Linked DNA regions of Mus musculus: regions 1 and 2 are each linked to region 3. Evidence: chromatin loops called from intact Hi-C (ENCODE). Cell type or tissue: left cerebral cortex. All regions are shown on one strand.

Evidence for each region. A loop is a pair of places that touch in the nucleus more often than their neighbours do. Peaks named below come from ENCODE experiments on the same cell type or tissue, not always from the same donor. Only the 100,000 strongest peaks of a DNase experiment are listed, where the experiment ranks them.
Region 1: it touches region 3 in a loop (2.6-fold over the local background); 3 of 42 quality-filtered maps call a loop at or near these places.
Region 2: a loop joins it to region 3, with 3 times the contacts of the local background. A loop is called at or near these places in 5 of 42 quality-filtered maps.

The regions. Positions count from the first base shown.
Region 1 is chr9:51,233,908-51,241,907 of GRCm38, reverse strand. Pou2af1 (POU domain, class 2, associating factor 1) reads right to left here. Exons shown (of 5, transcript NM_011136.2): 5 at 1,829-3,842. The coding sequence ends at 3,528. Among named protein-coding and RNA genes, the nearest start is that of Pou2af1, 24 kb to the right of the region's middle. In left cerebral cortex, no CTCF peak of the experiment used is centred here; DNase peaks (open chromatin) are centred at 393, 1,936, 2,730 and 3,525; H3K27ac peaks cover 2,161 bases.
Region 2 is chr9:51,288,411-51,296,410 of GRCm38, reverse strand. It overlaps 1810046K07Rik (RIKEN cDNA 1810046K07 gene), which reads left to right. Exons shown (of 5, transcript NM_001372554.1): 3 at 1,412-1,454; 4 at 4,566-4,864; 5 at 5,963-6,725. The coding sequence ends at 6,364. It overlaps Gm32819 (a long non-coding RNA gene), which reads right to left. Exons shown (of 9, transcript XR_003948163.1): 5 at 7,739-7,866; 6 at 4,968-5,970; 7 at 3,690-3,810; 8 at 3,067-3,144. Among named protein-coding and RNA genes, the nearest start is that of Colca2, 14 kb to the right of the region's middle. In left cerebral cortex, CTCF peaks have their summits at 646 and 3,502 (motif pointing right); DNase peaks (open chromatin) are centred at 2,774 and 3,508.
Region 3 is chr9:51,177,787-51,185,786 of GRCm38, reverse strand. No RefSeq gene overlaps it. Among named protein-coding and RNA genes, the nearest start is that of Gm32742, 13 kb to the right of the region's middle. In left cerebral cortex, a CTCF peak has its summit at 7,291 (motif pointing left); DNase peaks (open chromatin) are centred at 195, 946, 2,480 and 4,996.

The sequences.
Region 1 (8,000 bases), 56 kb before region 3:
TCTTAATTACCTAGCATAGCCAATGATCCACTGTTTTTATTTGGATATAAATACCATCCTGTGGCAGCATTTACAGTTATAGCATCCATTCAAAGTACCAAAATCAAATGAAGTTGAACCCTATTTCATAACAACACTGCGTATACCATCAACACATATAATGATAAATGGCTAAATTATGATAAATTTTAAGGGGTTGAATGAAAGAATAAAACTTCTTCCCACAGTACCCAGAGTTGAAGAACTGACAAACAGGCTAAAGGACACGGGCTAATGAATGCTTCTCTCCAAACATGCAGAGAAAACATTTGGAACATGTGGGCAGTATCATGTGTCTGTGTTTCACTGAGAAAGATGCCAGAGCAATCTATTTACAAGCATCCACATCAGTGTTTAGGAACAGCTGACGGAGAACCTCCCAAATTAACCCCAGCTCAACAGGGATTCGCTGAGATCCTCAGATTAAGTAAACAATGTTTTGTTTTGTTTCCTTTTGTTTTGTTTTGTTTTATTTTTTAAAGTTAGCCAGGTTTTCTGGTGTCAAAAATCTCATGTTTGGTAACAGAGGTTGAGGAGATGACTCTGTCAGCCAGCACTTCCTGTGCAAGGCTGAGAACCCCAGCCCCCTCAGAAAAGCCAAGCTAAGCCTCATGCAGCTATAATCCTAGCACTGAAGAGGCAGAGGTAAGAGGATGGCTGAGACTTTCTGGCCAGCAACTCTGGCTGAACCTGTGAAGTCCAGCTTCCCTGAGAAACTGTCACATAATAATAAAGTGGCAAGAAATTAAGGAAGACACTGAGGAAGACAGTTGGCATTGACCTTTGGCCTTCACAGGCACCTGAGCATACCTACACATGAAGGGAGGAAGGGAGGGAGGGAGGGAGGGAGGGAGGGAGAGAGAGAGAGAGAGAGAGAGAGAGAGAGAGAACTTAACTTCAAAATCCCACTTAAAGGCCAGTGCAGCCCGATATTCAGAAGAATTGGGATGGCTCTGCTGTGACTTTGATTCTTCTCCATGGTCCACTTTGTCTGACCACACCCTTGTCTGCTCCTGGTTCCTTTTACACTAAGGTGCATAGCTTCAGATGAGAATCCTGTAAAATACCAGTACTTCTCTCTTCCCATCAAATCCCTTCTGTTCTATGCCTTTCCCCCTCTTAAATTGTGCGTAAATGTGTAGAAATAATGATGCTGATTGTCCAAGTGATTCTGGTATGTGGAAATAATTATACAGCAGAATAACGTGGATGATTTACAAAAATGACTCCATAAAGATGGACAATGAAGGCAGTAAACTCAGAAAATAATTAAATGAATAAATATAATTGCACTTTTTTTTTTCCAAAATCACCCCTCAGAAAGAATTACTTGCTGCAAGGATGGAGTCTGGGTGGTCACCCCTCAGAAAGAATTACTTGCTGCAAGGATGGAGTCTGGGTGGGGGACATGACTGCCTTCTCAGGTCTCTCTTTGTGTCACATGTCCAGGGTCCTGACTGACAGCTTCACCAAGGCCTGTGGTAGAAGCCCAGACACCAAGCATCGAGAGAAGTCGCTCATGTAGCATAGATAACAGGAAGAGCAGTAGGCCAGCAAGATTTCCTCCCACCCTCTAAGCCCCCACTGCCCTGGAGAGTAAACCCGCCAACCAATACATATTCCACTGTGAAAATTGCCCAACAGACACAGTGGGGACAGCTTTCCCCTCCTAGAGCAACAGATCAGTTTGCAAGCTCAGCCCTACTGAAAGCTTCTTCCTCTAAAGACGCTCTACTGAGAGGTGAGAGGAATTAATAGACGAGAAATAAAACACTTCGGCACAGGAAAGTCATCTAACCAATCTTTATTGAAAATGTTGCAAATGAGGCTCTGGAGGAAATCTGTTTGGATGCCTGCAGCCAAGACGTGAGGTCTCAAGATAAGAAGCGAAAAAGATGCCAATTCAATCCCAGCAACCGCTCACACTACTTTCTTTGCTGTTTTGTTTGTTTTCCCAGTGTTAACTCCTCTGTGATTGCCTCAAACTCCCAAGTAGCTGGGAAATCTTAAATAGTGTTTTTAAGTGCAACAAGGTCTTAATTAAATAGGCTGAGGCTTCCCTCTCCCTTTCTTGTTCATGGTAACCACCAACAGAAGTGTAAACCTACCATTCAGATCTAGCATTTAATCTAAATATTAAAGAGGAATAACAAATTCAAGCTAAGTATACCAGGACTTCAGGTAGATAATGAGATGTCTGAATCAAAATAAACACAAAGCAGAGAAAGAAAGAAGAAGAAGAAGAAAAAAAAAACAGGTAGCTCTAAGTTTTCATTGGAAGCAGAAAGAAAGAGGGTGGGATATCAAAGAAACTGTCATTTCTAGAAGATCTATTGGTTCTACATGGATTCTACAGACTAAAACTTGTGTATGTGTAATGATGGTATCATTAGTAAACAATGGGCCAGTTCCCAAAGACACATCCACTTCAGGAGCAAAGCACTAGGAGACAGCAAAACACTCAACAGCAAGTGTTATGCTTCTCCAGCAAAAACTGCAATAAAACTGATAAAACTGAAAATGAAGGCCAGTGGGCCTGCTGACCAGGACTTCAGGACCCCAGAGACAGCCGGTGAGTGGGCGCAAGAATCCATAGCAACGCGTCAGGATGGCCCTGGGTGAGTCACAACAGGAATTAAAAGCCCACGTGGAAGGACTAAGTGCAAGCCTCCTCAATGATCGGCTTCACCTGTTTCTTTTCCTGTTGCTATGGCAATATGCTGACAGAAGTATTTTAAGTGCTGGCATCATGTTAGCGGGCCTGCAGAGAGGCAGAAATAAGCAGACTCGTCATTTATCCTCCATACCATATCCAGCTTTCCTCCTAATCGCTGACAAGAACAGCTAAACCACATTAAAGTGGTATTTTTTTTCAGAGCTGTTAGATCACTCCTTCCCCTGCCCCTCCTCACTCCCTCTCTAACCACAGACACACATGTGTGTCCTGCTGCTCCTCAGCCCCGTCTCCCATCACTCACTCACTGTCCCTACCCACCCTGATGGTCCTGTCCCATCCCCCTGTAACCAGACCAGAAACATCCACTTAGATAGTATATCTGGCCAAGGCTGAGAACAGCACACAAAACAAAACTGGGGCGCAGAACGTATCATAGAGTAGATCTATAAAGCTACTGCTACCAGGAAACAGGGGGCACCTGAAAGAAGGTTGCTTCCCCAATGATGTGCCACCAAAGGAAAACCCTGAGCTGCAGACTTGGTGACATTCCGTATAAAGCGTTGTTCATAATATCACTATCATTTGCCGCTCCAGAGGAAGAAAACTGGAAGGAGAAATAAGAAATAAGCAAGATGGCAGTGGGGGAAGGAAGGAAGCGAGGGAAGGAAGAAGGGAGAAAAGAAGGGATACAATTTAGCTTTAGGAAGAAAGGAAGCCTGTGAAATAGCTACTTCAAACAGAAGTCTGGGCTCTATTGAACACTTTTAAAATCTCAGCTATGGGTGAAACATCTGTTAGATGCAAGCCAGCCCTAAAAGCCCTCCACGGAGAGGGTGTGGTTGAGCTCGTACGTGTTGCTTTCCTCTTCCTCCAGAAGCAGCTTGTCAATGGTCAGGGAGCTGATGGCCCTTCTGGGGTCATCCATGTCCTGAAGGACTGGCTCTGGGATAGAGATGGGGAGCTGGACAAACTGGGGCCCAGACAGGGTTGGGGCAGGAGGTTGATACTGCAGGCTGGAGGTGGGCAGTGTGGAAAGGGGCTGAGGCCACGGGAAATAAGTGAGGGGCGCCTGGTGCTCGGGACCCTCCAGCTGGGGCCCCACCGCGGGTGTAGCAGTGCTTCTTGGCTGTGATGAAAAACATAGGAGCAATGGTTAGCAGAACTGGGGTGCCCACCTGCCTCCTTGCCCCCATCATGATCTATTATACCCCACCTTCCCTTACTGGTGTTACACTTAATGGGGCTCCACCTCCTCCTGCTCAGTCTCCTAGAAGAGAAAGCTTGACACGTTTCAGCTGTGTTCCCCCCCTCTTCTAACGGTATGCTTCTGCTACTTCCCAACTTGGAAGCTTCACTTTTTCATGAAAGAGGGTACAGAAAATAATGATGTCATACCCCTGAAAAACTAAAGGCCTTATAGGTTTCACTGAATATAAAATATATTCTAATTGCAAAAAAACAAAAAAAATGAAAGAAAAAACCCTTAAATTATGCAAAATATATTCTTGATATATAATGAGCCTGTCTCATAGCCTTGTAGCTGTTTCTTGAAGATGACTACTATCAAGCCCAGACAGAAAGGTGACACAGACCCCTGTGGTGGTTTGAATAGGTATGGTCCCGCAGACTCATGTGTTTGAATGTTAGGCCCATAGGGTATGGCAGTATTGGGAAATGTGTCCTTGTTGTAGTATATATGGTTTTATTGGAGGAAGTGTGCAACTATGGGGGTAGACTTTGAGGTCTCCTTATGCTCAAACTATACCCAGTGGGATACACAGTCCCCTTCTGTAGAACTTTTCAGCTCCTTCTCTAGACATCTGCCTACATGCCACCATGCTTCCCACCAAGATGATAATGGACTGAGCCTCTGAACCTGTATGCCATCCACAATTAAATGTTTTCCTTTATAAGAGTTTGCCATGCTCGTGGTATCTCTTCACAGCAGTGAAATCCTAACTAAGACAGAAGTTGTTACCACGGACTGAGGTATTGCTCTGCTAGACCTGGCCATGTTTTTGTTTGGAAGATTGTGGATTCTTGGACTTTAGATTAGAAAAGCAGTTAAATGCTTTAATGGGGACTTAATGGGCCATACTAGTAAGAACATGAAGAACAGTGGAGCTGAGGAGAAGAATTTTAATATTTTGCCTAGAATTCTTCTTGTGATATTTTGGCGAGGAACGTGGCTGCTCATTGTCCTTGTCTGAAGAGTCTGCCTGAGGCTAAAGTGAAGCTTGTTAGATTAATTGCACTGGAAAAGGAAATCTCAAAACAGTATAGTATAGACTCTGTGTGGTTCACTCTTATGAAGAGTGCTTTGATGGAAAGGAGCAAGCTAAGCGAGAAAAAATACAAAATGTATGGGTCAAGGAGAAAGGGGGCACCAGGAAGTGGAATGGAGCTAAATCCTCTGTTGATAGAAATAAACAGATTCAAGATGTTAAATGGAACTGAGGGAGTGCTGACCTCAGGGCAGGATCCCACATAGCTAAGCGTCCATCTTGTGAAAAGAAATTAAAGAACAGTTTAGGTCCAGGTGTGATGATGGCTCATGCCTTTAATCCTGGAACTCACGAGACAGAGATGTGCACATCTCTGAGTTCTACAGCACAAGTTCCATGACAGCCAAGTTTAGGCAGTAAAGGAAATCATTACTGGAAACAGAAAACTGACAAAGATGTAATTGAACAAGGGTCTCAGGTTCCAACCCCAGCAAGTAGCAGAACTTGGCATCTGTAGTTCTGGCTTTAGAGTTAAGAATAGATAAAAGAGGTTATGGAATCTCCATCTGAGACTAAGAAAAGTTGCTAAGGCCAGGTGTGTGGCAGGGGTGTCCCTGCATGGAAGCCTAGAAAGACCATGTGTGAAGCTATTAAGGTGAAGCCTGTTCTGCCTTGGAGACCCCAAGATATTAGAGACACAAGAGCTGTGGGAAACCTGCTGAGGAAAACTGCTAACAGGAAATGCAACCATCCCAAGATAAAGACGTGTGTTGCACTCAACAAAGCTGAAAGGAATTGGAGATCTGAAGAGTGCTTTGATGTCAGACACGGAGATGCAGAGTTTGGAGTTTTCCCAGTTATTTTTTGGTCTTACTTTGTTTGGTCCAGTATTTCTTTACTATGCTCCCTTTTGCAATATTAGTATATATTCTGTGTCATTATATGTTGGAAGTATGTGATCTGGGTTTTTTTAGTCATCTTTTAGTTATAAAAGGGATTATAGTTAAGAGATTGCATGAATCTCAGAAGACATTTCAAACTGAACTTTTAGAAATTGTTGAGGCTATGATAGATTATGGGGAATTTTAGTTATACTAAGTGCATTTTGTATTATAGCTAAAAACCTATGGGGGCTAAAGAGTGGAATATGGAGATTTAAATAGGTATGACACCCATAGACTCATATGTTTGAATGCTTGGCACACAGGGTATGCACTAGTAGGAGGCGTGGCCTTGCTGGAGTAAGTATGACCTTGTTGGAGAAACTGTGTCACTGTGGGGGTGGGCTTTGAGGTCTCCTATGCTCAAGTTATAGCCAGTATGGTTCACAGTCTCCTTCTGCTACCTATGAATCAAAATGTAGAAACTCTTGGCTCCTTCAGTATCATATCTACCTGCATACTGACATACTTCATACCATGACGATAATGAACAAAACCTCTGAAACCAGCCCCAATTAAATGTTTTCTTTTATAAGAGTTGCCATGCTCATGGTGTCTATTCACGGCAACGAGACACTAATTAAAACAATTCCCAAGCAGCTTTGACGTCCTTAGGTCCCCATGGGTTAATATAACTCACTCAGCTCTTGCCTTTCTAGTACTGACCAATCCAGGAAGCCTAGCATTCCTGTAGCATGGGAGCACTGTTTTATCTGCAACTGTGGCCTCATCCAGCTATTGTCTGGTACCTGACCCTGCTCTCCCCTTTTCTCTGAGCTGCTCCCTGTGGCAGGGGGCTCTTCTCTCAAGTACTCTACAAACCATACATCACATTCAACTATCAGCTACTCGAACAAACCTCAAGCCAGCGAGGCAGGGCCTATGTTCTTATCTTTCCACAGCAAGCTAATGGATAAGGAAGTTCTCTGCATGGGCAGAAGAAAGACATTTCCAAACCCCACTTTCCATCCCCATCCTCCCCTGTCATCTCCTCAGCTGCCACTGCATCTTAAGAATAAGCCGCTAGAGTCATTTAGCGATTAGTCATTAGAATTTTCATCAGCCTCCAGGAGAGTTTGTCACAATATGAATCCCGATCCTAGAGGTTTGGAGTAGGGCCTGGGATTCTGCAAGTCCAGTCAGATCTCTGAGGATGCTAACCTAGCTGATATGGGGATTACAGTTTGAGAAGCAAGGCTTCCTGAAGTTTCTCTATTTGAACAATGGAGCTGGGGGCTCCCAACATGCAGGCTAGTGTAACAGCATAAATGGTTTCTTCTCTTTCGGGGTGAGCCCCTGCTCCCCAGCCTGGATTCCTGAAAGCAGACAGGACCTGGTAGAACCTTACTATCATTATTTTTAAAATCCACGTTTGACTTTTGACTCTTCTACCTATACAGGTCAACGGCAATGGCTGGTTCCTTGCCAAGGGATAGAATTGCAGGTCTTATCTCTGCTGCTCAGAAGTGCTGAGCCAGTAGCTTTGGTGAGTTAATTTACAAAAGGACAAAACAAATCATTTCTTAATAAATACAGTTTGTTTGATACCCAGAACCTGTCTGAGTGGAAGGTGCAGATGATAGAAGGGGATAAATAATGAACAGAATCTTCAATAGTGAGAAGGCTGTGAACCACCACATCCTCCACCCCAGGTCCCCCACTATGGAAATGAGTTGCCTAGGGAAGCTGTTCAATTAACTCCTTCCTACTCACTGGCATCAAGACCCACCCCCCAAGTCACCTTGTTGGGTATCCAGGTGGGTATGACAGGGGAGGCTTTGCCAGGAAAGTGCTTTGAAGCAGAGAACTAGAGTGACACTGGACCTTGACGGTAAACAGAGGGGACATGGGGATCTCAGGCAAGGGTTCTGAGACAACTAGGGAGGTTCCAGCTGTACTGCCCAGAGCTCCAGAGTGGCACTGGTCATCACTGCTTCCTAGGCCTCTCCTCACAAGCATTTCAGGGATTCCCATTCTTTTGGAGACAAAGCCACCCAGCATATAAAACTATAACTCCTTTCCTCTACTCGTCAAGGATGAGAGGGCCTCCCAGCCTACCTGACACGTGAAGGTAGTCATTTGTTGACACTGCTGGCAGACTATGGCCATGAGGCTAAT
Region 2 (8,000 bases), 110 kb before region 3:
CTCTCCCACTAACCCTGAAGCACATGAATTCAGCTAGAATGGCTGGCCTGCTAGCTTCAGGGATACACTTGTCTGTAACGTAAGGCAAGGGTTACAGACGCATGCTGCCTACCCAGGTTTTCAAATGGCTTCTGGAAACCCAGAGTCACACCCTGGTGCTTGCACAGTTGACTTGCCTGCCCCCATTTGTAATCTTCTAAGAGTCCACACATCTAGATACCCTTCATTCTGATGTCTGTACAACATCACCTCCACATGGGTGTGTTCCTGTGCATCCCCACCACCCACCTCAGTCGTCTTTCCCAGTCATACATCCCTTACTTTTCTGTATCATTAGTCTCCCACGGCGGCTATTGACACAGGCAAGCACAAAGCAGATGCCTTAAACAGTAGAAATACTGGTTCTAGAGATGTGAGCAGGCCCTGGTCCCTCAGAGCTAAACGAAGAGAATCCCTTTGCCTTCCTCCTTTCTTCTGCTAGTCACCAGGGTTCCTTGACCCCCAGTCATGAGGTTAGATCATTTGTGTTTTTCTTGTCTCTATATGCCCCCCACCATGTCTGTGTCATTGAGTGTGTTCTTAATTTTTTAAAAAAAAAAAAAGTTTTATATTTTACTTATATGGATTTTTGCCTGCATGCAGTATCCACAGAGGCCAGAGAGGGCATCAGATCCCTAGGGACTGGAGTTACAGATGGTTGGGAACCACCCTGAGAGACCTGGGAATTTAACCTGTTCAGGAAGGGCTCTTAACCACTAAGACATCTCTCCACTTCCTCTTCTCTTCTTACAGGGACATCAGTCATCTGGGATTGGGGGCACATCCTAATTCATTATGACCACATCTTATTTTAAGTAATTACACCTTGAAAGATCCTATTTCTAAATACGGTTATAGTCACAGTCACTAGGAATTGATAAGACTTCAGTGTTGGGGCTTGGGAACTAAAGATACTCACCTCCTAGCCTGATGAAGTCCAACACTTGGAAGGTAGAACGTACCTGACTCCTGCAAGCTCTCCTCTGACCTCCACATGCACACCCTTCCACAACGCATGCTCACATACACACATATGCACAAACACATATATACACACATACACACATATACAAATGCACATATATACACAAACACATATATACATACACACAAATACACATATATGCACAAACACATATGTAAACACATTCACACATATACAAATACATACATATGTAAACCATATATATATATATATATATATATACACACAAAAATGCATACACATTCACACCCAAAAACAAAAGGAAGGGAGAGACAGAAGAAAAGAGGGAGGGAAGAAGGATAGTTTGAAAAATATATTCCTGATTTTAAAATTAAATTCAAGCTTGTAACTAAAGACGAAAACACCTGCCTTCTGTTTGCCTTCCAGGGCAGTGTCAGCTCCTCCCAGCCTCCGTTCATCCAGATGCCAGGTAAGATCTTTAACTCAACAAGCAATCTACTCCCTTTCAAGTAGCAAGTGAGCGTGTGCGCTTTGTTTCCCAGTGCAGGGAACCACAGACACCAGGGTCGAACACATGCTGTGTAACAACTCTCTACCACCACGTTCGGTCTCCAGCCAAGAGCTTCCAACATTTCCTTAACACCTATGTTCTCATTTTTGCTTCTTTGAGGGGAAAAAAACTGATCAGTGAAGATAGATCTCATTGAATCACCCTGAACTTAATTGATTAGGTCTTGAAAGATGGGCCTTTCGATTCCCTGCCTGGGAGAAGCTTCTAGACAAAAGTAATGGGCTCCTGACACAGTGTGGAAACATCTAAAGCTTTGACATCATGACCGAATACCGCCAGCAGTTCTCAACCTGTGGGTCGTGATATCGAATATTCTGCATATCAGATACTTACAATTCATACCAGTAAGCAAAAATACAGTTATGAAGTAGCAACAATAATAATTTTTGGGGGGGTCACTACATCATGAGGAACTGTGTTAAAGGGCCACAGCATTGGGAAGGTTGAGGACCACTGTTTTAGATGATATGCCCAAGGAGAAGAGAACATGAGGGGTTGGGGCTACATTTATTAAATTCCTCCTGCATGCCACACAATGAGTTCCGTGTGCTGTGTGGATGTGAGGATGGGAAAGGAAGTTTTGTAACAGTGATAAGCATCCTTGTACACCCAGCTCCACCACACATGATCCCTTCCGGATCTCAAACTCCAAAGTGATTTAACACTTTCCAAGTTGCATGGGAAAAGAAGTTCCAAAGCATCGCAGATAACTGATGTAAATGTCTCTGTTGCATTCCCCGCCCCCCCTCTCCCCCCACACACACACCGGAGTTTACTTCCATTCAAATTTGGCTGCATCTGCTCTTTTTTACTAAAAGGAGTTTCTGCAGATTCTCCTACCTTCTAGAATTCTCCTCCTCTTTTTGAGGAGAAATGGATACACTTGGGAAAGCAGAGGGCTTTTCTTCATGATTATTTTTTTTTATTTTGAAAATAGAACTATAAATGCACCGCCCTGGAAGTATCATTACCTATTCTCCACCCTCATCAATCTGTGGGCTAGAACTTCATGGCATGAATTTTTGTATTTGCCCAGATTCCTCTCTCAGTGTGTTTATAATTAAAACTGTCACTACAGAATCCATCATTGAGTGAAGTCAGAGACGAAACTTGAAGCAGAAAGTGTAGACGAATTCTTCTTGCTGACTCACTCACAGCCTTACAGGCCGATTGGAAATTGGTGGATTTAACATGGAAGTGTAGCGAGCCAAAGCATGCTAAAGTTGGGGAACTTGAGTGTCTCCCCAAATGAATACATTTGCGTGCCATGTTGAATGCAGCGTTCCACTCCCGGATTTACAGACCAGATGGTGTATGAGACCTGATCTACCACCACAGAGCTCTTAGAACCCCTGAGGAGATCGTGGTAGCAGGTCACAGCGTAAAGAGAGCAAAATAAAAATACTACAGTAGGTGGAAGAGGCTCAGGTTCTCGCTCCCACCACCCGGATCTTGGTTTCTCTTCAGGGGGGAGGGGTGAGAGGTAACAACAAAGCTCAATGGGACTCACTGTTGTTGCGGGGAGGGAAGAGGGACATCTTCTCCACATCTCAGCCCCTTGAGAAAGACATCTAAGGCGTATAAAGGTCTGAGGATATGAAAGCTTAAGTGAGTTGTGAGGGTCTGGGAAGGCAATTTAAGATATGCAAATACAAGTTATAAAGGTCTAAGATGGGATATATTAAAATGATAAATTACACGGCCCTGGATCCTGTGCCCCAAACGGATTCCCAACAAACCACCCATTTCCTGCAGCAGACGACTGCAGGGTCAGAGAGTGTCAAACGCAGCAACTATTTCATTGCTCTTTTCTTAAATAAAACTCTCTCCAATTTCAGCTTTTCTCTCTCTTCCTCCTGACAAAACTCTGCCAAGCTTTCTCTTTAGAAACCTACTACTCAAGTCAGAGAGATGAATGAGGGAATCCAGTCTGACCACAAGGGGGCAGCAAATTACACTAGAACCATCAAAGCCTGCAATGTCCTCAAAAACTGGCTTCTCAGCAATCAGCCCAGGGCAAGCCATCTCCTGACGCAGGCTGGGTGTGAGACATGGTGGTGAAGATCGGTGTGCAGAAAAATGAAAAGGCAATCCACCTGTCCCTGGCTTAAAGTGAGGTGTGTCTCCTCTTACCCAGAGAGATGTATTATCGGATGTAAAAAATCCCAGAAGCAGCCTCTTGGCTGTATATTATGGATGTTGTCCTGTATATTATGGGATGCAGTCCTGTATATTACGGGATGTAGCTCAGAAGCTGTGAAAAGATGTTTATAGTCCCATCAAAAAGTGTAGATTCCAAATATTCCAATTTGATTCTGTTGCTGCCACAAATATCATGACCAAAACCCACTCTAAGGAGGAAAGGGATTATCCCAGCTTCCATATTACTGTCCGTCATTGAGGGACATTAGGGCAGGAACTTGAAGCAGGAAGCATAGATGAATGTTAATTGTTGACTCACTCACAGGCTTGCACTTAGCTAGCTTTCTTATACGGCCCAGGGCTACCTACCCAGGGAATAGTGCCTCCCACAGTGGGCACACCTAACATCACTTAATAATCAAAGCAATCTCTTACATCCATACCCACAGACTGACTTGATAAAGACAATCATTTGAGACTCTCTTTGCAATTGGTTCTAGGCTATGTCAGGTTGACAGTTAATGCTGACTGGGATACCATACCCAGGGATTCTCTAACTATCTCTCTGTGCCCCTTCCTAGAAGTATCTGGACCTAAAAGATGCATGATAAATCGTTATCTAGGTAAAGTTATTGTACATCTGACATGAATTCATCTCTAAGGCCAAAGTGAACTTGAAACAGTGATACAGGAACATCGCATGCCATTCGAGACATGTGGATTTTTTTTTTTTTTTTTTTTTTTTTTGTTAACGATGGTGTCGGGCACGTGGGTACCATCTTTTCACACGGCACCAAATGCAGAACCACCTACTCTGAGCTTTTCCTACCGGAAACTTTTGCCCATTTCTCTTTCATGTGGCTACAGGATCGCCAGTGATGTCAGGTTACTATGGTGTCAGGAGATCCTTCCTGTCCGATTCCGACTTCCATAGCAGCAAACAGTTCTCGAATGACCTCTACACCTCCGGCATGAGCAAGCCCTTTGCCTGCGAGTCCACGGCTGGGCAGAGTCACACAGGCCTGCTGGAATCCTACCTGGCTGAGCCCTATGGAGACTACCGCCCACCAGCGCTGACCCCCACACCCAGTTCCCTGTTCAGCACCTCGACTCTGCCACCGCTCTTGCCGCCTCCGTTCCCCAGTGACCCAACTCATTTCGTCTTTGTGAGTGTGGTTATTTCGTGTGCAGAGAGGGAGGGGGAGGGGGTCCCAGCTCCTGTGGCCCAGCACTCGTGCGTGGTGACCAAGCTGGAGCCAGATGACTCACCTGAGGATTCTGCTCACACCTGAGGTGCTGGGTCAGGCTGGCGTTGCTGGGGAGCTTCTGAGGAAATCCAGCTCAAAGATCACATCAAAACCGAGACATCAAAAGACTAGGGTTTTGGAGCCGGGGTCTGTAAGATAGAACTCACATTCATTTTGTTACTATTCTGTTTGCTAAATGTTCCCCCATGCTGCTAATGCAAGACTCCTTCAGGCCTCTGAGCCCTAAGGAACAAAGGTTGGAGTCACATCTAGATAGGACTAGACCAACTCCCCAAAGAGATTTACCCAGCTTCCTCTTCCGTTTCCTTCCCAGTCCCTGGGCTCTAGCTTCCTCACAACACACCCTCCCACCTCGTTCTCTCTTGATCCCTCCAAAGAAATAGGTTCAGAAAGATCTAAAAGCTTCTAATAGTCCTTTAATAGAAAACTGCAAAGCCCTCTGCCACAATAGGATGAATGGCTGAAGGTGGAATTTTAGACCAAAAGGGTGGGACTGGGAATTAACCTTATTCTGTGGCAAGGACTTCTATGGACTTTTGTTCATTTAGGGCTTGCAGCAACTCAGGAAATCTGTGCCCCATGTCACAGATGAACAGCCCTCTGTCTCAGTGTCAGGAGAGTGGTAGGTGGTACTGTGAGTGAACTCAGTCCACCCCAAGAAAAGTACTGTTGAGCAGGTAGGGAGTTCCAACCCCAGGTCACTCTAGAGCCTAGGTCATTGGAGGGCTACTGCTCACCCAAACCAGAAATGAGTGCTGCCTTCCCTTGCTTCTGTAAAGGAGAATGTGGGGCCCCGACTTACATCCTCAAGTAGAAATTAGCCCAGATTTTCCTGGCTTAGGATCAAATGCTAGCGGGAAAAGCTGTCTGCAAGGCAGGCTTCAGAAGCAGCGGAAAGCATGCAAAGTTTCTCCGGATGCCTCCATCCAGTGGCAGCTCTGCATCCTCAGAGCGTCAACCAAAGAATAATTTCTGTGCTTTTGCCGTTTTCCTTAGAGAGACTCCTGGGAACAGACGGTACCAGATGGTCTCAGCCAGCCAGACCCCATGCCTGCTGATGCCCTGCAGAGTTTGCCACCCAGCACCAGTTGCCTCTCCCAACTGGAGTCAGGAAGCAGCACCCAGCACAGGAACATGGGCTGGGGGGCATCCCTTGCTGGGGCTCAGTCCTACTCGCTGCATGCACTGGAAGATCTGCACCACACACCAGGGTACCCTACCTCACCTCCATACCCCTTCACGTCTTTCATGACAGTGTCAAATGACCTCCCACCCAAGGTGGGGCCCCTCTCCCCAGAGGAAGGGTCAGATGTCTCTTCTCTTCATGATCCTTCACCTTGGACAAAAGAAGATGGCAGTATGGCCTGGGGCTCTTATGAGTGCCGGAGAGCTTACTGAGAAGCAGGCCAGAGGACTTCTGCATCCTTATAGAGAAGTTGGACTCTGTGTCCACAGAGTTTTCTAGGTGTGCTTGCTCATTCAGAACTGGATTTTCAGTTTAAGCCACAATTCTGTCAGTGCTAGTTGACAACAGTACTCATCCCTGTTCTTATCCACTGTAAAACCCCTACAAAACACTACAATGTCAATCAAATGTTTTGTGGATCACATCCTAATGAGACAACCTTCACAAGGAGGCCACCTTAGAGCTTTAGGAACCCATTTCATTCTAAATTTTCTGTTACCTTTAAAGCATTATTTTTTGGCACTAGTTATTTTTCTTATATTGCATTAAAAACTTTGTGCAGAACATAAAACATGATTTTCCTGTCTAATTTTATTAGTTATAAACTATGTGTATTTAGCCAAAGAAAGAGGAAATGGTCTATGCAGTTTGAAGCACATAAAACAAAACTTATTTTATATAGCATGTTACTTTAAAGTGTGTAGTATTATACACATTTCCGTTATTACAAGGACTTGTAAAGGCACAGTAAAAAAAAAAAAGTATGGCACCTGATATAAGTGCTTTATTGTCAATAAAATAGTACGAGGTCAGGAGGTGGCTTTGTAAAGGTAAAGTTTTATCCAGGATGTCCAAACGTTATTTCAGAATACTCCCCACCCCCAGCTTCAGTTAAACTAGGCAGTATCTGACTAATGGAATACATTACAGTTACCAAAGTGTCTGAATACAATGGACATTCAATGATCAAAGAAAAACAAATCTTATATTTCAAAGAAAATGTAGAAGGTAGGACTAGGTTGTGGCAGACAACAAACAGGACACCAAGAGGCAAAGGGACATTGATAAAGCACACATTGCCAGGCAAGGGTCATCAATGATACATAGTTTCCAGCTATGCAAAGGAAGATCTCTGTGGCTTAGTGGGAAGAGGTGTATAGCATTTACCATATACAAAGAGAAAAAGAAAAGAAAAGAAAAGAAAAGAAAAGAAAAGAAAAGAAAAGAAAAGAAAAGAAAAGAAAAGAAACTGACATGAGAAACAGGAATATGCCTCTGGTGAGTCTGGGCAGAATAAATTCCTTTGCTGAGCTGAACAATGTCCACTTCGTAGTGTGGGTCCCTGCAGGTCACACCCATCATAAATGACCTGCCTACACATTGACATTGTGTATGCATAAACCAAGGTGACCCTTACAATCTCCTAGCACAACTCTTTCTTTACTTCCTTTTACATCTTCTGGTCCCTCCTGTCTCCTGGAAGCCAAGACTCCTGTGTTCTATCAAGGTCTCTCTCTCAAGTTCCAGATTGGCCCAGTTCTTCCAGAGAGTCCCCAAATGTCCTCTGCTGTTGTCTTATTGCTTACCTCAGCTAGGAAGTCGGGGTGCACAAATTCTAATCCGGGTAGTCATTCATACTTAGATGCAAATAGTGGACATGCCTCCTTCTCTTGTCTTCTGGTGGGGTTTTCTGTCTCAGCAAACTACCCCCTAGCTTGTGGAATACGAACAGAGATGCTAAAGTTAAAAGCCTCCCTCTTCCTTGTGTGCAAAGCTCCCTCCCTGGAGAGTACCCATGTAGAAGCAAAGGAAAGGGGAGCTTTGGTGGCTGCTGTGTAGCCACCTCTC
Region 3 (8,000 bases):
AGAATGTTGCTGGATTGGCTTCTCCTAAAAGAGCTGATGGGACCCTTGGTGTTCTTCCAGGGTGACCAGGCAGGATCTATTGCCATGGGTTGTCCTCATGGCCCCTGCCTGCCCCACTGAGCTTCAGGGAATCCCTGCTACACTTTTCTCTTTCATCTTCATGGGAAACGGCAATTTTACCACACGTGGGTGTGTGATGTGAAGGCAGCAGCTGGTGTTCTTGTCTAGGCTGCTGCTTTGCTGTGCCTTTCCCTGCGCCTTCCTGAGAAGATAAGATCTGGACAGGCTTGTGGTTCTCTCCCACCGGCCCTTTAAGGTGATGCTAGGCCAAGTTCCCATTTCACAGGCCCCCTCCTCACCCTGTGTTTCTAATGAGCCCAGGCTCACTGGAACACAACAGTGGGATATGCAGCTTCCCAAAGCATAGGACAAGATCAAGGTCTCTGGGCTTCCCTTTCTTCTCCTAAGATCCCCAAGCAAAACCTACCCGCATGCCCTCCCAAGCCTACACCTCCCAAGGGGAGATGTGAAACCTGAGGTTGCTAGAGATGCTGCCGCCTTCCCAGCTGATGAGGTTGGGAGAATGAGTGCTTAAGGTTACAAAACACCTAAGATTTTAGGAAGAATCAACCAGTTCTGTAAGACTAACTAGCTAGTTCTGTAAGACTAACTAGCTAGTCCTTTTAACCCAGGAAGAAAGAAACCTTCAGTCACACCTCTTTTCTCTAAAGTTCCCCATCTCCTCCAACCCTCTTCAAAGCCCTTGGCTGTAAACAGGCCATTGGTACAGTTCACCCTGATGCTCCTTCATCCTGAGACATCACTGGAGGGAGATTAAAGCAGTTCTGTGTGCAGGACTCCCAAGGAAGGAGGGTAATGGACAGGGGGGTTATTTCTTTACTTAGAAGCATTAAGGCCGCCTGGCCCAGGACTCGGGCTGAACAGAGAGAAAAGCAGAGGTGGGGTTTGCAGTATGCATCTGTGAGAGCAGGAGTCTGGTGAGGCTGTGTCCCTGTGTGACCTGAGGACAGCCTCTACTGGTGGTGAGTCCAGCAACCTCCATTACCTAAGCCAGAGAAGCAGGCTGCACACTACATCCACCAGAGCATGGGGCCAGAAGCAGGGGGAGGGACAGCTCTGGGGCTGGAGGTGTGGACATCTATAGGAATAAGACAGCCTGAGTTTGGAAAACAGGAGGATAAGGCCTTCATTGTCACTTCCTTTCCTGGCCCTTCATGCAATAAACTTAAGTCACAGTCTCAGTCTCTGTCTGTCTGCCCATGACTCTCTGTCTGTCTCTGACTCTCTCCCAGCCACCCATTTCCTGTCCGCCCTCCCCTCTCCTCTTTTCTCCTCTCCTCAGTCATATCCATGACGTTCAATCTTAAGTACGTATGACTCTCATTTAGTGTCCCCCAAAATCCACTCACCCAGACCTCCAAGGAACCTGAAGTGACACCCTGAAGAACATGTCTGAGAATCAGTTGCACGACAGAGTAGAATAAGATGGGATGCTTCACACAAGCCCAGAGCAGGCTTTTGTTCTAGCATCCATGACTCTTCCTAGCATAGACTGACCCCCACCCCCACCCCACCCTGAAAAAAGGGCCCAGGTGTCTCCTCAGTGCAGCGAAGTGGGACCATGTGAGCACAGGCTCTGGCCCTAGCTCTCCTCAAACTGTATTCTAGTTCCATTCTCTGTGACTTTGCAAAAAAAAAAAAATGGATTTCTCTACACCCCATTCTCTCATGTGTAGAAAGGGGACAGAAATGATCTTTTATAGGACTAAGGGAGACAATGTGTACCTAGCAAGGGACTTGAACAGATCCAATGCTCAATCAGCAGTAGTCATTCTTCTTATTTTTACTACCATAAAAGTCATTGTTAGAACCCCCAACACTTCCCAGAGTCCCAATAAGCTACTATGGACACTGACACCATTTGCCCTGTTAACTAACCCTAAGGCAACCAGAATAGCTGAGGAAGGCTCTTACATCTTGAAGAGCATCTGATGACTTCAGTAATCCTGTCTTCCATCTTTGGTTGAAACCTACTCTTTTGGTTTTGTTTGTTTATTTGTGGTAGACTGAGAGGTTTCCTTGTTAAAGTTTAATCAGATCTGACCGAAGGATTCAAAGCGAGGTTAAGTTCTGATGGGGCTTCTGCCAGTCACGACTTCACATGGCCGCACCTGCTTCTCTTCCTCTTCCTCTTCCTGCCCTCTTTGCTGGTCTGGACTCTGCCTGATATTCTTGTCATAAGGTCATTGCCCAGGTGAGCTCAGCTCAGCGTGAAGCAAAACAGCCCATCTGAAGGCACCACACAGCCCGTGCCGGGAGGGACCTCCTTCCCCCATCTGCTGTTTTCTTACCAAAAAAAGGACTTTTTACTTTTCTGCTCCACATTGCAAAAGGCCAGCCAGAAAGGATGGTTATCTAATCCTGAAATCCCTCAAATGGGGAGCAGTAAGCTGCCTCTAAGTCTTCAGATGCTGGGTACCCAGACTGATGGCCAGCAATCATTCCCTGGGGTCTCTGCTTGGGACAAGCCACTTGGCTTTACATGGTGTCTGGACCCAATTTGTTCTCCAAAAGCTCACAATGTCTGACAGTTTTTGAAGTTCAGTTTTCTATCTGTTTGGGTAGTCTCCAGGGCAGAGCAGCCAGCTGGTCCTGATTGGCACTGAATCTTTCTCTTATCCATACTTACCCCGCTCCCTGCTCCTGAGCGTCTAGGATCCCTCCCTGCTGAACCAGCTGCAAGTTTGTGCACACGAAGTGTTTTTTACATACTCAGGGCACAAGGTGTGTTTTATAAACACACCATTTACACTGCCTGGGAACTTAGGGGCTTTCCTCTGGGCGGGAAACAGCTGTGAGGAGCTTGACCAACCTTCGTTTTGCGGAGAACAAGATGTCACCTTTGACCATCGGTGTGACTATATTAAGAGCTAGGGGTTTTAAAGAGGCGTAGGTATAGCCAGCAGTCATGACCAGGTTCCTGTTGTTGGGCCTCAGGATCCTCCCAGAAATCTGAGCTAAGGAAGGAGGCTCACTGTACACTGCCTCCCTTGTTTCCAGTTTGATTGCTCAGAAATGACTTTGCATACTGCATTGCTCCACATCTGGGGTCTGCATGCCACCTTCCTCCATTACCTTCGGCTGACTGCTGTAGGCTTCTTACATCACAGACTCATGGACTCAGAAGCCTGGAAGGAACTTCAAGAGAGTCCTTCACTCACTTGGCACACTAGATAGTCACTCCTTTCTCTGTTCGAAGAATAGTGTGAGAGTACACAAAGGTGAGGGGAGGTGAGCAAGACCCAGTTCCTGCCCTCAAAATATTGACAGACATCAGGCCCATCTACCACCTCTCCGGTCTCCTCAAGCGGGATTATGCCCTCCTGTTTTGTGTTCCCCTATCTCTGCAGACCCTTATCATGGTACCTACCACACTGCCTATAAAACACACGCTTCCAGAAGACACGCTGCCATGCTGGTGATACTGATATTCTGTGGGTTCTTTTACGTGGTTTTCACAGAAGGAACTAAGACCAGACTAGATACACTACATTTATTGATCATTTCAAGTAACCCAAACGAGATAAGGTTGATGGCTGCCTAGACAGAAAAGGATGGAGAAGCCAGAGAGATACTGCCAATCTTGAGATCTCAAGGAGAAACTGATCAAAATAGAAAAATCTAGCCCAATGCTCTCTTGGCCCTCTGCAAACCTTCAATTATATCTGAATTAGGGTTGTTTGTTTGTTTGTTTGTTTGTTTGTGTTCTAGAACTGCCGAAACAAAATATCACAACTGGGTGGCTTCAGGAAAGAAATTACTTCCTATCAGTTACGGAGAATAGACAGATGTGCACCGTCATCCATCTACTCTCCTGCCATGTGACAGGGTGTCAGCAGGATTGGCATCTTCTGAAGAGTCTCTTCCTGACTTGCAGGCAGCTCCCCTCACATCTTCACCTTCACATAGCCTTCTCTCTGTTCATGTGCGTGATGTAGTCTCTTCTTACAAGGACATTTTCATATTGGCTTATGGACCATTCATGAGTTTGTCTTATTTTCATTACTTCTTTCAAGACCCTGTCTCCCAGTATAGTCATAATCTGGCAGTTCTGGGAACCGGAACTTCAATGTACAATTTGGGGAGAAAATGACACAATTTCCCATAAGAAAAGCAACTCTGGTAGCCAGGTATGGCAGAATATACCTACAATCCTAGTGTGTAGGATATTGTGGTAAGCTTGAAATGAATACGGGCCACACACCAAGACTGTAGAAGAAGGGGGAGGTAAAGGAAGAGAATGTGGAGGGAGAGAAAATGAGGAAGGAAAGAAGTCAACAATGGCACTTGAGAAGTGCTAGGGAGCTTTCCTTAAAGACAGAAACAATCAATCCCAGAGCCAAGATACTGAAAGAAAACTCCATTCACACCAGTGACCAAACTTAATTCTATTTTGCCAACACCACTTGATGTATACACTGCCTTGTTCATTCCCCTTTGCTGAATAATGGGGTCACCCGAATACTTCTGTATTTAAGTCAAGGGCAAAAGTAGTCAACAAATGTCTCTCCATTGGGACTATGATAGAAAAAATTATATGGATGGAGACTATCTCCAAAGAAAACTACTGGCTTGTTTCTCAAAACTCATCAGCAGAACACAGAGGAAAGTTCCAAATGCCTAGTGTACTGGCTCTGTGGAGAAGTGTCAGGCTACCGACAAGCAGTGCTGGTGGATTTCAGAGTGCCAGCCAGAAATAGGGTGAGCAAGACAGAACCAACATGGGGCATGAAGAGATCCAGTCAGTGGCATGACCTCCCCTTCCTGTGGCTCCTTCTGTTGGCTTTTACAGAGTCTTGAATCCTCAGCAGCCTCGGATGCTCTTTACCACTGCTTGCCAGCTGGCTGAGCATCATTTTGGAAAGGATTACAGGATGTGGGCTCCCTGATGAACTGATGCATTGTAATCGGACTTGGCTTAGCTTGATTTCACAATGCCAAGGCAACGGAGGGGGACGCTGCTGACTCAGTGCGAGAAAGCCTAAAGGCAAGCTGTTGGGGGAGTGATTGAGGATGAGGCAGGCCCACAATGAACAACTAAAATGGCTTGTGATGCTCAGAGCCCAGCACCTAAGATACAGCCCAGTTGTCTGAGGAAAAGAAAGTTCCTAGTCTTCTCGGTGGCACCTGAGTAGACCTCAAGGTGAAAAGCCCTGGAGTGCTCACAGAAACCAGCTGCCAATTTCCCTGCCTGATGTTGAAGCTTACCCCCAAACCATCTCAGGCAGGCTAGATGCCACCTTCTAGAATCTCATCCTGAAATTGCATCAATGCCACATACACCAAACTAAGATGCTAGATCTCCAGCTGCAAGCCAGAATATCAGCACCAACACATCTTCCTGAGCCAGGTGATAATCTGGGATTGGCCTGGAGAAAACCACTTTATTCCCCCTTTAGACAAATACTGTATCGATAGAAAGCAGGCAGTAAGCATAGTGGGGAATTGTCTCTGTGTCAGTAGAGACTCTGGAACAGACAGGACAGGTGAGACCATGATCATCTCTCAGAAGAGATGAGACTCAAAAGTCCCAGGAGATACACACAGAACTACATATGCTGTCTACTGTCCTCCCCTTTGGTTGATAAGAAGAACATCATCTACACAACTTGAGGAATCTCTCTTCACAAGACCAGGAGAGTATTTAGCACTGGCCTTCTGGTGAACCTATTCATTCATTCAGTCAGTCAGTCATTCAGCCAAAACATCTTGTCCAGCACTCAATTTATACAAGATATTATATTGGGTATAGGAAAGGATAAACAATAAGTCTACATGCTCTTTCCCAATGAAGTTCACATTCTTTCAAAGAAGAAAGACACCTAGGCTGGAGTCTGGAAGGTGAATGGCAAGTACCTGAATTAAAAGATGAGCTCCAGAAAACAGGCGTGCATGAAGGCTTTAAGATTGAAAGGGTGTGGCAAAATCAAGGGATCTAAGGAGATATGTGTCAGATGAACCAGAAGAGCATATCTCTCAGGGAGAGCATTATAAACTTTCTAGAGGGTTGTTGCTGTTTGAGTAAGGACTGTTCCTTGAAGGCTCTAGTGTTAAAGGGTTCTAGTTTATGGGTTTTTGGATCACAAAGGCTCTAACCTCATTGGTAAATTAAGTTCTTGATGGAGCTATAACTTGGTGGCATTATTTGGTGGGGGAAAAGATTAGGAGGGATCTAGTTGAAGAGTGTGAGTCACCGGGGGTGTGCCCTAAAAGGATGTAGCCCATCTATGGCTCCTCTTTCTCTGCTTCCCAGTTTCCATAAGTGAGTGCCTTTCCTTGCCACACCCTTCCACTACAATGCACCACAGATCAAGAAACATGGGGCCAAGTTACTACGGCCTGAACCCTCTGACAACACGAATCAAGGTGAACCTTCTTTGTGTTGGTTTTCCTTGGGTATTTTTGTCACAGCAATGAAAAACTGACTGACACAAAGATTCTTATTTTCATCTGAGAGCAATGTGAGCTATGGAAGAGTGTAAGGGAGAGGAAATAATGATGTAATAGGCTATGTTGGCCTGAATACTCACCTACCTACCTCATTTTACCTAGAAGCAGAGAGTAAACCCAGCCTTTTGTCTGAGCCCATCAGGATTTGCAAACACCAAACTGGGCAATTTTAGAGCATACTTTGCTTCTAGCAAGCAGAGATATCTAAGTGCTTTGCAGAGGTAACATTTAGCCTTGTGCTTTCAGAGAAGCAGGACATCCCTATAGGCTCCCATCTGAGTCACAAAGCACAAAAAGTGCATTGCTTGCAAAGCCTCCCCTCTCATGGTGGCTGAGAAGCAAAGAGAGTGCTTGCCTCTATAACAAATGTCCCTCTCCTGAATAATCATTAAGCTTTGAATCCATCAATGGATTCTTCCATTCATGAAGTCAGAGCCCTCATGATCCAGTCGCCTCTCAAAGGCCCACTTCAAAATATTGCCACATTTGGGGACCATGCCTTCAGCACATGGCCTTTTGGGGGACACTTAAGAAAACATAACCACAACAGTGGACTTCCACTTCTTTTCTAGCCAAGTCCCTATGCTGCTGACTCCTGATTTATCCTTTGCAGTATACATCGGGGTTGTTCTTGAGGAAGGTAAAGCCCACTAGCTACCCCTCAGGGAGTTTCTCTGACTCTAAACACACTCTGCACCCAGATTCTGCTAGGAGAGCCTCCATAAGTAATGGGGCTCCCCCTACTGACAGCTCATGTGGTGGGGGTACCCAGGGAGAGTGTGGGGATGGGACTCTCTCCACTGGCTGTCTAGAAAAATTAGTTTTCAGGAGTACCCCAAGCTCACCCACAATCTACAACTCTCTCATATGCATAGCTTCATCCTGGAGATTAGAGGAGCCAAAGTCCTTTATGTAAGTGCTGGGGATCCCCAGACAACTGAAAACTCAAAACAAAAGCCAAGCATGGCGATGCAGACCTGGGATCCAAACACCGAGGAGTCTGAGGCAAGAGACCAAATCTGGGCTATAAAGTAAGACCTTGGCTAAAGTGGGGGGTGGAGAAAAGTTTAAATTATAAACTAGGATAGGTCCTTAATTCAGTGCTAGACCATACTGATGGGGTGAGTTTGGGGGTTCAAAATATGTCAAGCTCAAAGAATCAAATATGCCGAGCAACTCAGTTAAACAGCCAGGCTGACAGCCTTCTAGAGAGCTGGCTTACCTTCCCCCAAAGGTGTTACAAAACACTACTCACAACTAAACACAAACTGACAATGTCCAGGGACATGTCACAGAAGTAACTATATGAAATATAACATACATTATTCTCAAAGTACCCTGACATCTAGATAACCCCCAAAAAAAAACCTCTATATGTCTGAACATATATACATGAACAAGCTGAGGTGGACTGAGGGTGCACATAGGTCCTTCTGCAAAACTCCACCTTGGGAAAGATGTATGAGCTA